2 separate regions of the Homo sapiens genome follow, and region 1 is linked to region 2. Evidence: chromatin contacts called from ENCODE POLR2A ChIA-PET data. All regions are on one chromosome and are shown on one strand. The core of a region is the stretch at or near the end of the contact, and the rest is flanking DNA. Distances in the headings are between cores, read along the strand shown.

What was found. ChIA-PET counts read pairs that join two places held with the same protein, here RNA polymerase II (POLR2A).
Region 1: POLR2A ChIA-PET joins it to region 2 with 12 read pairs in activated CD4-positive, alpha-beta T cell. The contact joins the enhancer-like site here to the promoter of RPLP2 in region 2. POLR2A ChIA-PET finds 5 or more read pairs at or near these places in 4 of 52 experiments (H1, HepG2, WTC11 and 1 more).

Annotation. Positions count from the first base shown.
Region 1 is chr11:949,660-955,733 of GRCh38, forward strand. The region is part of intron 1 of AP2A2 (adaptor related protein complex 2 subunit alpha 2); the gene reads left to right. Among named protein-coding and RNA genes, the nearest start is that of AP2A2, 27 kb to the left of the region's middle. RefSeq lists enhancers at 4,324-4,932, 5,040-5,703, 5,704-6,074. Within about 2 kb of position 2,957, at least 4 of the 41 ENCODE cell types and tissues checked have a DNase peak (open chromatin) inside an H3K27ac peak, as active enhancers do.
Region 2 is chr11:807,098-812,581 of GRCh38, forward strand. RPLP2 (ribosomal protein lateral stalk subunit P2) reads left to right here and starts at 2,870. Exons shown (of 5, transcript NM_001004.4): 1 at 2,870-2,942; 2 at 3,137-3,260; 3 at 4,500-4,548; 4 at 5,438-5,484. The coding sequence starts at 3,138. SNORA52 (small nucleolar RNA, H/ACA box 52) reads left to right here and starts at 4,584; the gene lies at 4,584-4,717. It also overlaps a transcript of PIDD1 not described here. RefSeq lists enhancers at 1,806-2,095, 2,106-2,205, 2,356-2,545, 4,209-4,949, 4,950-5,484 and a silencer at 2,916-3,185.

The DNA.
Region 1 (6,074 bases), core at 1,707-4,206, 140 kb after region 2:
AGCTACTCAGGAGGCTGAGGCAGGAGAAGTGCTAGAACCCGGGAGGCGGTGTTGGCAGTGAGCCGAGATCACGCCACTGCACTCCAGCCTGGGTGACAGAGAGAGACTCTGTCTCAAAAAAGAAAAAAAAAAAAACAGGTTTATACACCAGATTCGAGTGAGAATTGTCCCAGGAATGCAAGGTTGGCTTAACATCTGAAAATCAATCCATGTAATACTTCATATTAATACCATAAAGGATGAAAAAATGCCTGGTCATCTCCATAGATGCAAAAAAGAACAGGATTGGAGGATTCACATGCTGATTCCAAAACTTAATACACAAATGATTAAGATAGTATAATACTGGTATAAGGACAGATACGTAGATACTGAGATAATAATATTGAGAGTACAGAAGTAAACCTTTACATTTGTGGTGAATTGATTTTCAGCAGGAGTGCCAAGATAATTCAATGGTGGGGGAAAAGAATAGTCTTAAACAAATGGTGCTGGGATGACTGAATCTCCATGTAAAAGTATGTAAATGGACTCCTACCTTACACTATGCACAAGAAATAACTCCATGGATCATAAACCCAACTGTAAGAGCTAAAACTATGAGACTCCTACCAAAAAAACAGGAGTAAGTTTCTGTGACTTTGGAATATGGTTTTTTTTTTTTTTTTTTGACAGAGTTTCGCTCTGTCACCAGGCTGGAGTGCAGTGGCGTGATCTTGTTTCACTGCAATCTCCACCTCCCAGGTTCAAGAGATTCTTCTGCCTCAGCCTCCTGAGTAGCTGGGGCCACAGGCCTGCACCACCATGCCCAGCTAATTTTTGTGTTTTTTTGTAGAGATAGGGTTTTGCCGTGTTGGCCAAACGCCATTCGCTTGCCTCGGCTTCCCAAAGTGCTGGGATTACAGGTGTGAGCCACTGTGCCCGGTCTGGAATATGATTTCCTAGGTGACAACAAATGTGCAAATGACAAAAAAAAAGTTAATCTGGACTTCATAACGTGTGCTACAAAATACTATTTAGAAGGTGAAATGGCAACCTGAGAATGAGAGAAAATATTTGAAAACCGTGTACCTGATAAAGGGCTCGTTATTTAGAATATATAAAAAACTTCATGAAGACAACTAAATTAAAAAATTGATGAAGTGTTAGGGGCTGCGGGTGTGGTGGCCATACCTGTAATCCCAGCATTTTGGGAGGCTGAGGTAGGTGGATCACCCGAGGTCAGGAGTTCAAGACCAGCCTAGCCAACATGGTGAAACCCCGTCTGTACTAAAATACAAAAATTAACTGGGTGTGGTGGTGTGCACCTGTAATCCCAGCTTCTTGGGAGGCTGAGGCACAAGAATCACTTGAACCTGGGAAGCGGATGTTGCAGTGAGCCGAGGTCATGTCACTGTACTCCAGCCTGGGTGACAGAGTGAGACTGCATCTCAAAAAAAAAAAAAATTGATGAAGTATTAAAATATATATTTCTTCCAAATAGATTTACGAATGTTCAATAAGCATATAAAAGCTATCAGAAAAATGCATATCAAAATCACAATGAGATACTGCATCACACTTACCCAGATGGCTGTAATAAAAAAGATGAGGCCAGGCACTCCCAGCTGTAATTCCAGCACTTTGGGAGGCCGAGGTGGGTGGATCACCTGAGGTCAGGAGTTTGAGACCAGCCTGACCAATATGGTGAAACCCCACCTCTACTAAAAATACAAAAATTAGCTGGGCGTAGTGGCAGGCGCCTGTAATTCCAGCTACTTGGGAGGCTGAGGCAGGAGAATTGCTTGAACCTGGGAGGTGGAGGTTGCAGTGAGCCGAGATCGTGCCACCACACTCCAGCCTGGGTGACAGGGCGAGACTCCGTCTCAAAAAAAAAAAAAGAACGTGTGAGTTTATCCCTGGTGATGGGCACAGTAGCTTCTCGTGGCTGGACCAGTGCTTTGCTCCTTATTTCACACTTCTCATCACAGCTCTTTCATTGATGGCACACCCATTTGAAGAAGAGAAACCGAGGCAGGTTGCGGTTAAGTTGATAGCCCAGGGTCACGTAGCTAGTAAAACATGGAGTGACATTCCAGTCCAGGCCTGATTTCAGAGTTTGCTTGGCTGACTGCTGTGCTAACCACCTTAATAGTAATTTTAGCAATTATAGCTTCCTTCAAAAATTCTTGGGCTTGGTCAATTTTGGGCTTTTGGGTTACTCGGCGGAATCACTTTATTTCTTTGAGACAGAGTCTCACCTTGTTGCCTAGGCTGGAGTACAGCGATGTCTGTCCTGGCTCACTGGAGTGTTGACTTCCTGGGCTCAGGTGATTCCCCCCACCTCAGCCTCCCTAGTAGCTGGGACCACAGGCATGCACCACCACACCTAATTTTTTAAAAAATTATTTATGGAGACCAGGTCTCCCTATGTTGCCTAGGCTGGTCTCGAGCTCCTGGACTCAAAACAGCCCTCCCACTTCAGCCTCCCAAGGTGCTGGGATTATAGGCGTGAGCCACTGCCCAGTCTGAAATCACTTTATATACAGACTAAAACTCTGTAGACCAAGTTTTGCTGCACATTGCAAGGACAGAAGATTTTGGTACTTTGGTATTTTATAATCATCTGTCATAGGCTCCTTTACTATTTTTTGTGGAACTTGGGCTGTTCCCAGAATACTAATCCTCTCTGTTGATTAGTTCAGCCTGTAAACAAGAAATCATTAACCAGCATGCTGTTCCTGAAGAATGACCAGGGACAATAATTGTAAAAATTCAAGAGCTTTTATCCAAGCCTGCCCCTATAGAGTGTGTTCTTTGCTACTTCATGGAATGCAAATTGTAACTTGCTTTTGCCAGTAGCTATGGCATGTCCAGGTTACTCATTAGCCACCAGAGCTCCTAAGTTCACTGCGAGAATTCCCTGATGCAAGTACAGTACCCTTAGTGCTGATGGGCTGGCTGCATTTCAGACAGGAATAGTGCAGGATGACTGTGGCCAGCGTCTCTTTAACAAAGATCAGACTGTGTGTGGGGCTGGGCTTGTTGCTGTGGGTCAGTTACTCTTTAACAAAGATCAGACTCTGTGTGGCTGGGCTTGTTGCTGTGGGTCAGTTACTCTTGCTCATGCTTTACCCTTTCAGAATTCAGCTCCTCCCCGCTTCTCCTCAAGCTAATTTATCTAAAAAGATAAGATTTTTTTGCTAGATCTGTTCCCGGCACGGTGGGGTGGTTGAAGTCCTCCTGTGAGGCCCTCTGCCTTATGGAGATCAGTGCAGTGTCAGTGGCACGAATTGGTGCCTGGCCAGGAGCACGCTCTGCTCCTTTACAGGAGAGCCCCTGACAGGCACTGGAGGGCTCAGATTGTTACCTGCGTCCGTCATGACTGCAGGGGTGCTGCGTTGATCATGCAGCTTCTACTAGAGCGTTTTTGGTAAATTTGGGACATGGTAGTTGACTTGAATGTGTCAGTCTTGCCTGCAGGTCATCATCCGTCATCTCAGCCATGGTCGTGCTGGATTGTCTTTCTTGTTTTTGAGACAGCCTCTCTCTCTGTCACCCAGTCGCCCAGTCTGGAGTGCAGTGGTGTGATCTCGGCTCACTGCAACCTCTGCCTCTCGGGTTCAGGCAATTCTTCCACTTCAGCTTCCCCAGTAGCTGGGATTACAGGCGCACGCCACCATGCCCAGCTAATTTTTGTGTTTTTACTAGAGACAGGATTTCACCATGTTGCCCAGGCTGGTCTCAAACTCCTGACTTCAAGTGATCCACCTGCCTCAGTCTCCCAAAGTGCTGGGATTATAGGCGTGAGCCACTGCGCCTAGCCTGAATGCGTATTTTTATGTGAAATTAGTTTTCCTGAACTGTCAGAGGAGGCATGGTCTGGGTGGCTTTTCTACCGTAAGAGCCCCCCCCCCCCATTGTCTTCACACAGTGGCCTGCCTGGCAGCTGCAGTTGGAAGTCCCTGGCTCCGTCCTGGCTCCGTCTGCCTCCGTCTGCCTCCGTCTGCCTGCTGTCCCTGCACCTCCCCTTTTTCCTGCTTTTGCGTCGTCTCTGCTCAGTAGGGGCGCTGGGCCAGGTCACTCCATCCCTGGTTCTTGCATCATGCTCAGCCCTCTGTGGATACTGGGGCTGCTTAGGCTCTCCTGTCCTCAGGTCTGGCCGAGACGTGACACTACTCTTCTCTCTACCTTCTCTCTTTTTTTTTTTTTTTGAGATGGAGTCTTGCTCTGTTGCCCAGGCTGTAGTGCAATGGCGCGATCTCGGCTCACTGCAACCTCCGCCTCCTGGGTTCAAGCGATTCTTCTGCCTCAACTTCCTGAGTAGCTGGGATTGCAGGCGCCTGCCACCATGCCTGGCTAATTTTTGTATTTTTAGTAGAGACGAGGTTTCACCATGCTGGCCAGGCTGGTCTTGAACTCCTGACCTCAGGTGATCCGCCCGCCTCAGCCTCCCAAAGTGCAGACGTGAGTCACTGTGCCTGGCCTCTCTACCTTCTCTTGCACAGACATGATGCCGTGAGGTTGTACGGCCGTTGGTGGCTTTCCTTTTGAGGGAGCTGGAGCTCAGAGGCACAGCAGAATGAGTCAAAGGCTGCACTTGGATTCCCACCTCACTTGGATTCCCACCTCACGTGCTGGCCCCAAAGTTCACTCTTGTCATCACCTTCCATGCTTCTCCCCCTCCTCAGGGGCTGGCCTGCCCTCGTTTTAAAGTGTGTGTGTATGCGTATATTTGTATTTATGCATGTGTGTGTACATGTGTGTATTTGTGTGTGTGTATGTATTTGTGTTTATGTGTATGTATGTATATGTGTATATATGTTGTATTTGTGTTTATATTTGTGTATATATGTTGTATTTGTGTTTGTGTACGTGTGTATTTCTGTGTATCTGTGTATTTGTATTTATGTGTGTTTGTAAATGTGTGTATATGTATATTTGTGTGTGGCGTGTACATTTGTGTATTTGTGTGTATTTGGTTTATGTGTGCTTGTACGTGTATTTGTGTGTATATATGTGTATTTGTGTTTGTATAAATGTGTATTCATGTGTGTTTGTAAATGTGTGCATGTGTGTATTTGGTGTGTGTGTGTGTGTATTTGTGTGTGTGTGTGTTGAAAATTGGGCAATTAAAAGCAAGCTGTGGATGGGAAGCTGGAACTTGTCTCTGTTTCTGTCCCACAGAGGAGGGGGGTTAACTGCCTGTTTCTCCTGGTGGTTACCTCTATAACTCTACATTATGTGCTGTTTGTTTTAGTTTGTGGTTTCACAACCTTATATAAAATCTGTAGATTCCGTTTAGGAAAGTTGATTTAGCTCATGTAGTAGTATTTCCTCTTTCTCCTGCCCCCAGGTTTTTAGTATTTCTGCTTTAGATCTGAGCTCTGTTGATTCTGGACAACATAAGTTCCCCCTCAGAGTGGTTTCTTTCCCTGGTGTTTGGGTGGGTAAAGTAGAGGGCACAAACCAGGGAGAGAGCGCAAGGTCCCCTGTTGCAGACTTAATAGCACAGATCTGTGTACACCTTTGTGAGAAGCACACATGTACACACACAGTGGCATGCACACATAGGCACACGCACACTGGCACACCGCACCCAGTGCAGAGTGCCTCACCCATGCGCAGTCCCAGCTGTGTGAAGCTGCCTGCAGGCTTTGTGTGGCAGAAGCTCCCAAGACACTGTTTTCGTGACTCTTTCAGCCAAGTCCAAAAAACCTGCCATCCTGGGGGGCATCAGGCTGCCAGCATCCTCCTGTACCTGCTGTCCTGCTTTCTTGTGGAGCCGTCCGCTGGTCAGCCATCATACAGAGAGGAGTGGGGATGCTGAGACGCTGGGCAGCCTGCCCAGGGGTCACTGCTGTGAGCAGCTTTCAGGGCTGGGAAGAGAGACTGACTGGGACAGGAGGTTTGGGTGTGTCTGTGTTTTGTTAAAGGTCCCCTGAGGGCAGAAGCTGTTGTGTTCCCAGCACCTGGGACAGTGCTTGGGTCGGGGAGCCGCCACATAGGCACTTGATTTTCCTGTTCTGACCACCTGTCCATCTGAAGTTTTCTAGGGTAGGACTGGCTCAAAGGAGTGTTTGTTCGGTTCAGGA
Region 2 (5,484 bases), core at 1,620-4,119:
ACGAGAATGGCTTGAACGCGGGAGGCGGAGGTTGCGGTGAGCTGAGATCTCGGCACTGCACTCCAGCTTGGGTGAGAGTGAGACTCCCTCTCAAAAAAAAAAAAAAAAACAGGCTGGGCGCTGTGGCTCGCATCTGTAATTCCAGCACTTTGGGAGGCCGAGGCGGGTGGATCAGGTCAGGAGATCGAGACCATCCTGGCTAACAAGGTGAAACCCTGTCTCTACTAAAAAATTAGCTGGGCGTGGTGGCGGGCGCCTGTAGTCCCAGCTACTCGGGAGGCTGAGGCAGGAGAATGGTGTGAACCCGGGAGGCGGAGCTTGCAGTGAGCTGAGATTGCGCCACTGCACTCCAGCCTGGGCTACAGAGCAATACTCCGTCTCAAAAAAATAAAAAAATAGGCCGGGCGTGGTGGCTCACGCCTCTAATCCCAGCACTTTGGGAGGCCGAGGAGGGTAGATCACGAGGTCAGGAGATCGAGACCATCTTGGCTAACACGGTGAAACCCCGTCTCCACTAAAAACACAAAAACTTAGCCGGGCGCGGTAGCAGGCGCCTGTAGTCCCAGCTACTTGGGAGGCTGAAGCAGGAGAGTGGCATGAACCTGGGAGGCAGAGGTTGCAGTGAGCCAAGATCACGCGACTGCACTCCAGCCTGGGCGGCAGAGCAAGACTCAGTCTCAAAAATAAATAAATAAATAGAATCCACTTATAACTGCTGCTCCTCAAAGTGTAAATTCAGGGCAACTTGAATCTATGTTCCCAGGACGCAATCCTCAAGCCTGGCCCACATAAACTACTCTGTATTTATATTAAATTTGTCTTAGCATCTACCTTTTAGGTAGGTACTTGAAATCTGAAAATACACTGAATGAAAAAAGCCAGACACAAAAGGCAAAATACTGTATTATTTCAGTCTTACGGGGTGCTACAGTTGTCAAAATCATAGGAAGAGAAAGTAGAATGTGTTTATCAAGGGTGGGGGAGCAGGGAATAGGGACTTTAATAGGTACAGAGTTTGTTTGGGATAATAAAAAAAAAGTGAGATGGGGCTGGGCACAGTGGCTCGTGCCTGTAATCCCAGCACTTTGGGAGGCGGAAGTGGGAAGATCACTTGAAGTCAGGAGTTTGAGACCAGCCTGGCCAACATGGTGAAACCCCGTCTGTACTAAAAATACAAAAATTAGCCGGGCATGGTAGTGGGTGCCTGTAATCCCAGCTACTCAGGAGACTGAGGCAGGAGAATCGCTTGAACCCAGGAGGCAGAGGTTGCAGTGAGCCAAGATCTCACCAGTGCACTCCAACCTGGGGAACAGTGGGACTCCTCAGAAAAAAAGAAAAAAAAAAGTTGGGGCCGGGCGCGGTAGCTCACGCCTGTAATCCCAGCACTTTGGGAGGCCCAGGTGGGAGGATCGCTTGAGCCCATGTTGGACAACGCTGTCTCTACCAAAAAATTTTAGCCGGGTGTGGTGGCACACGCCTGTGGTCTCCGCTAGGAGGCTGAGGTGGGAGGATCACCTGAGCCCAGGAAGTTGAGGCTGCAGCGAGCTGTGATCGAGCCACTGCACTCCAGGCTGGGCGACAGAATGGGGCCCAGTCTCAAAAATTACAAAATAAGAAAAGTCCCATTGTTCCCAAGATGGTTTCCCGCCTTTACCCCAGATGTGTGACCCTGAGCAAAAAAACCTTTCTGTACCCAACTGCCTCATCTATAAAATGGGGGTAATGATAACGAGGCCACAGAAGGCGACTGTGAAGTCGAGTTCCAGTGCTTGACGTATACACACCCCAGGGTTTGCACTGCTGTTAGAGCCCAACGGGAGCTGGCGCTGCCTGCTAACACGGTAGATACCTGCATCTGACCCTGTTCCTGGTGCTCGCCCGGGATATTGGCAGGGATGGCTCCTTCTCATCTCTCAGCTCAAGCTTTCTCAGGCTGCCCAGAGGACCAAGTCTCCCTCTGTCCCTGTCCTTCGGATCGCCTCCCTATTCACCTCCTGCGTCCTCGCACAAGAACTCAAGTCCTTAGGAGGCAGGGCCAACCCTGTTCCCTCCCAGGACCCGAGAATGTAGCGGGGTCCCTGAGGTGCTGATGTCCACATGGACACCGAGGTCAGTTCCGGGCCAAAGCGGCCAGCGCAGGGGCTGACCACTCAGACCTCACTCCTCGCAGGGGTGAGCGGGCGACGCTGCCTCACGTCATTGTCCTGCCCTCCAAGGCCCGCGCTCGTCCTCTGACAGGATGCCCTGACACCGCAGTGCGGGGGCGGCCTCCCAGATAGGGCCGCAGTCGCTAAGTCCGAGGCGGCTGGCTCACCTCACTGAGCCCGGCTGGACGTGGGACCACCGGTCGCCGCGGCCAGGGAACCACCAAGGAGTCAAGGCGAGCCTACCGCCAGCAGCTTCTGCCCGGGCCCACGCGCCGTTCCGGGTAGGCCCGCGGCGCAGGCCACTTCCGGCAGCGGTGCACCATGGGACTTGCAGTTCGCTGGCAAAGGTTGAGTCCCGGGCGTGGCGGCCGCGCTCCATGTTGGGAGCTGTAGGCGCCGCGTGGCATGCTGGGGGTGCTAGGTACCGAAGGCAGATGCCGTCCCTTTGGACTCGCTTCGTCCAACGCCCCCACGAGTTTCGGTGGCCCTTCGCCCCACGCTATAAGAGCAGTCACTTCCGGAACTGCTGCCCTTCGCCTTTGCCGCGAAAAGTGCCTGACGGGGGCTGGGAAGGGGGAGGGGGAAGGAGTCAACGACTCCCTCCCCGTCGTCATTGGCTGAGCGCCTCGTGACGTCACTCTGAGGCGCCTCATGCGGCGCCGCGCACGGGTCCCAGAGCCTTCTGGGTAGCGGTTTAACCCCGCCTCTTGCGTCGGCGCCTTCCTTTTCCTCCCTGTCGCCACCGAGGTCGCACGCGTGAGACTTCTCCGCCGCCTCCGCCGCAGACGCCGCCGCGTGAGTGTGGTGACCGGGCCCGGGGTGCCGGCTGGGGACGCGGAGTCCGTGGGGATGCGGGGTGGGCGGCGGGGTATTTTTGGGACGGAGGCCTACGGGCCGAGCCACGCGCGGCCTCGCCCGGCGGCCCCGGGATGGGCCGGCAGGAGGCCGCCGGGGTAACTCCGCCGTCGCGTCCTCTCCGCCCGCCTCAGGATGCGCTACGTCGCCTCCTACCTGCTGGCTGCCCTAGGGGGCAACTCCTCCCCCAGCGCCAAGGACATCAAGAAGATCTTGGACAGCGTGGGTATCGAGGCGGACGACGACCGGCTCAACAAGGTAGCGGCCGCCCTTGCCCCGCAGCCGCCGTGGGGCCCCAGTGTCCCATACAGGCGATTCTTCTGCCTGATCCGGCCACATGCTGGAGGGTTCGGGGAGAGGCTCGTTTCAGTCTAGTTGGCGATTTCTTGGATAGAGAAGTAAGCCGGGCGGAGGTCGGGCGCGGTGGCTCACGCCTGTAGTCCCAGTACTTTGGGAGGACGAGGCAGGCGGATCACCTGAGGTCAGGGGTTCGAGACCAGCCTGGTAAACATGTCGAAACCCCATCCCTACTAAAAATACAAAAATTAGCCGGGCGTGGTGGTGGGTGCCTGTAGTCCCCCTACTTGGGAGGCTGAGGCAGGAAAATCGCTCGAACCCGGGAGATGGAGGTTGCACGGATCGTGCCACTGTACTCCAGTCTGGGTGGCAGAAGGAGACCCTGTCTCAAAAGGAAAAAAAAAAAAAAAAGCAGGGTGGGTACGAGGCAAAATCGTGATTAACAAGCTTTGGAAGTTTAATACCAGTGAGCTGCGTAAGATTGCGTTAAAAAAAAAAAAAAGCAGTCCTGGCGCATGGCTCACCCGGCTTTGGGAGGCCATGGCGAGTGGATTATTGGAGCCTTGAAGTTCGAGACTGGTCTGGAAAACATTGCAAGACCCGGTCTCCACAAAAAAAAAAAAAAAAAAAAATGGTTGGAGGCAGTGGTGCACATCTGTAGTCTCAGCTACTCATGAGGCTGATGCGGGAGAATCATTTGAGCCTTAGAGGTCAAGGCTGCACTGAGTAGTGATTGTGCCACTGCAGTCTAACAGAACCAGGCCTCGTCTCTAAAATACAATAAAAAATTAGCCAGGCTTGGTTGCTCATGCCTGTAGTCCCAGACTGAGGTGGGATAGTCACTTGAGCCCGGGAGGTCAAGGCTGCAGTGAGATCCTACCACTGCACTCCAGCCTGAAGTCAAAGTCAATTTCATTGCCAGTTTATTTTGCCAGTGTTGAAGATACCTATGAGTAGTCAACATAAGTAGTGAGATGCCCTGTGTCCTTTTGTCAGTCCTAAGTCTAAGAAAGCTAGTGTCCATTTATTTTTATATCACTTCCCAAGTGAGGCTGGTGGCTCCCTTTGGGCAGTGCAGTTCTGGAAACTTCAGGGCCTATTCCCATGTGGGGAACCCAGTCCTGCTGTGACTCTGGGAGGGAGAGGGCCGGGGATACAATCGTACATTCCTGGTAACAGCCCTGTGATTGTCTGCTTCAGGTTATCAGTGAGCTGAATGGAAAAAACATTGAAGACGTCATTGCCCAGGGTGAGTTGATGTGGACGGGCTTTCGTTTGTTTTCATGGTCCATCCTAATCCCTGCCGGTCCATCTGTGGCCTGCCAGGTTTCGCTTGTGGACCAGAGCACCCTAGAAGCCTCACCCGAGGAGTGAGCAGGGCTCCAGTGGGCTCACGTCATGGGCACTTCTAGACACTCTCAGGAGCAGGGCAGCAGGGGGCACCCTGTGTTCTCAGCAGACGTTTAGGTGGCCCTGCCTCTTAAGCCTGACTGCTCCTAGCCCTGAGGCCATTCCCCAGGATTTGTCTGAAGCTTGGTGTCTGGAGAACTGAGTTCACGTCAGCAGTCCTTACCACATGCTTTCTGTGAGGGGGTTGGGGGCAGGGACTGAGGGTGCCAGGGATGTCCATAGGCTCCTTGCCTCTTTGTTGGGCAGATGGTTTTTTGTTGGCTTCAGCTGAGCTGGTGGAACTTGTTTGGAAGTTGAGCTGTTGGGGCAGCTGTTCTTGTCTTCCATGCATGTGACCACGACAGGGCCAGCTCAGCAAACGGGCCAAGCCATGAACACAGCGTTGTGGCCAGAGATGTGGATACTGGGGCAGCACACTCATTCCCTACCTAGTTATGAACATGTCTGTCCAGTGGACCTCTGAGGGTGGAGGTGGGGAAATTGGGCAGGCAGGCAGTGTGGGCCTAATTCCTAGAAGGCAAGTCCCTGGATAGGAAAGGTGGGGAAGAGAAGTCCCCGTTGAGGAGTGGCTCAGGGAGGGAGTGTTCAGGAAGAACGGGAGACACTGGCATATGGTGGGTCCAGATATGTTGGGTGCCATGTGCCATCTCTGGTGCCATCTAACTTCCCTGTGGAACAGCCTCCCAGGCTGGGCAGCTGCTCTGGTCTCACCTCTCTGCTTTCTGTAGGTATTGGCAAGCTTGCCAGTGTACCTGCTGGTGGGGCTGTAGCCGTC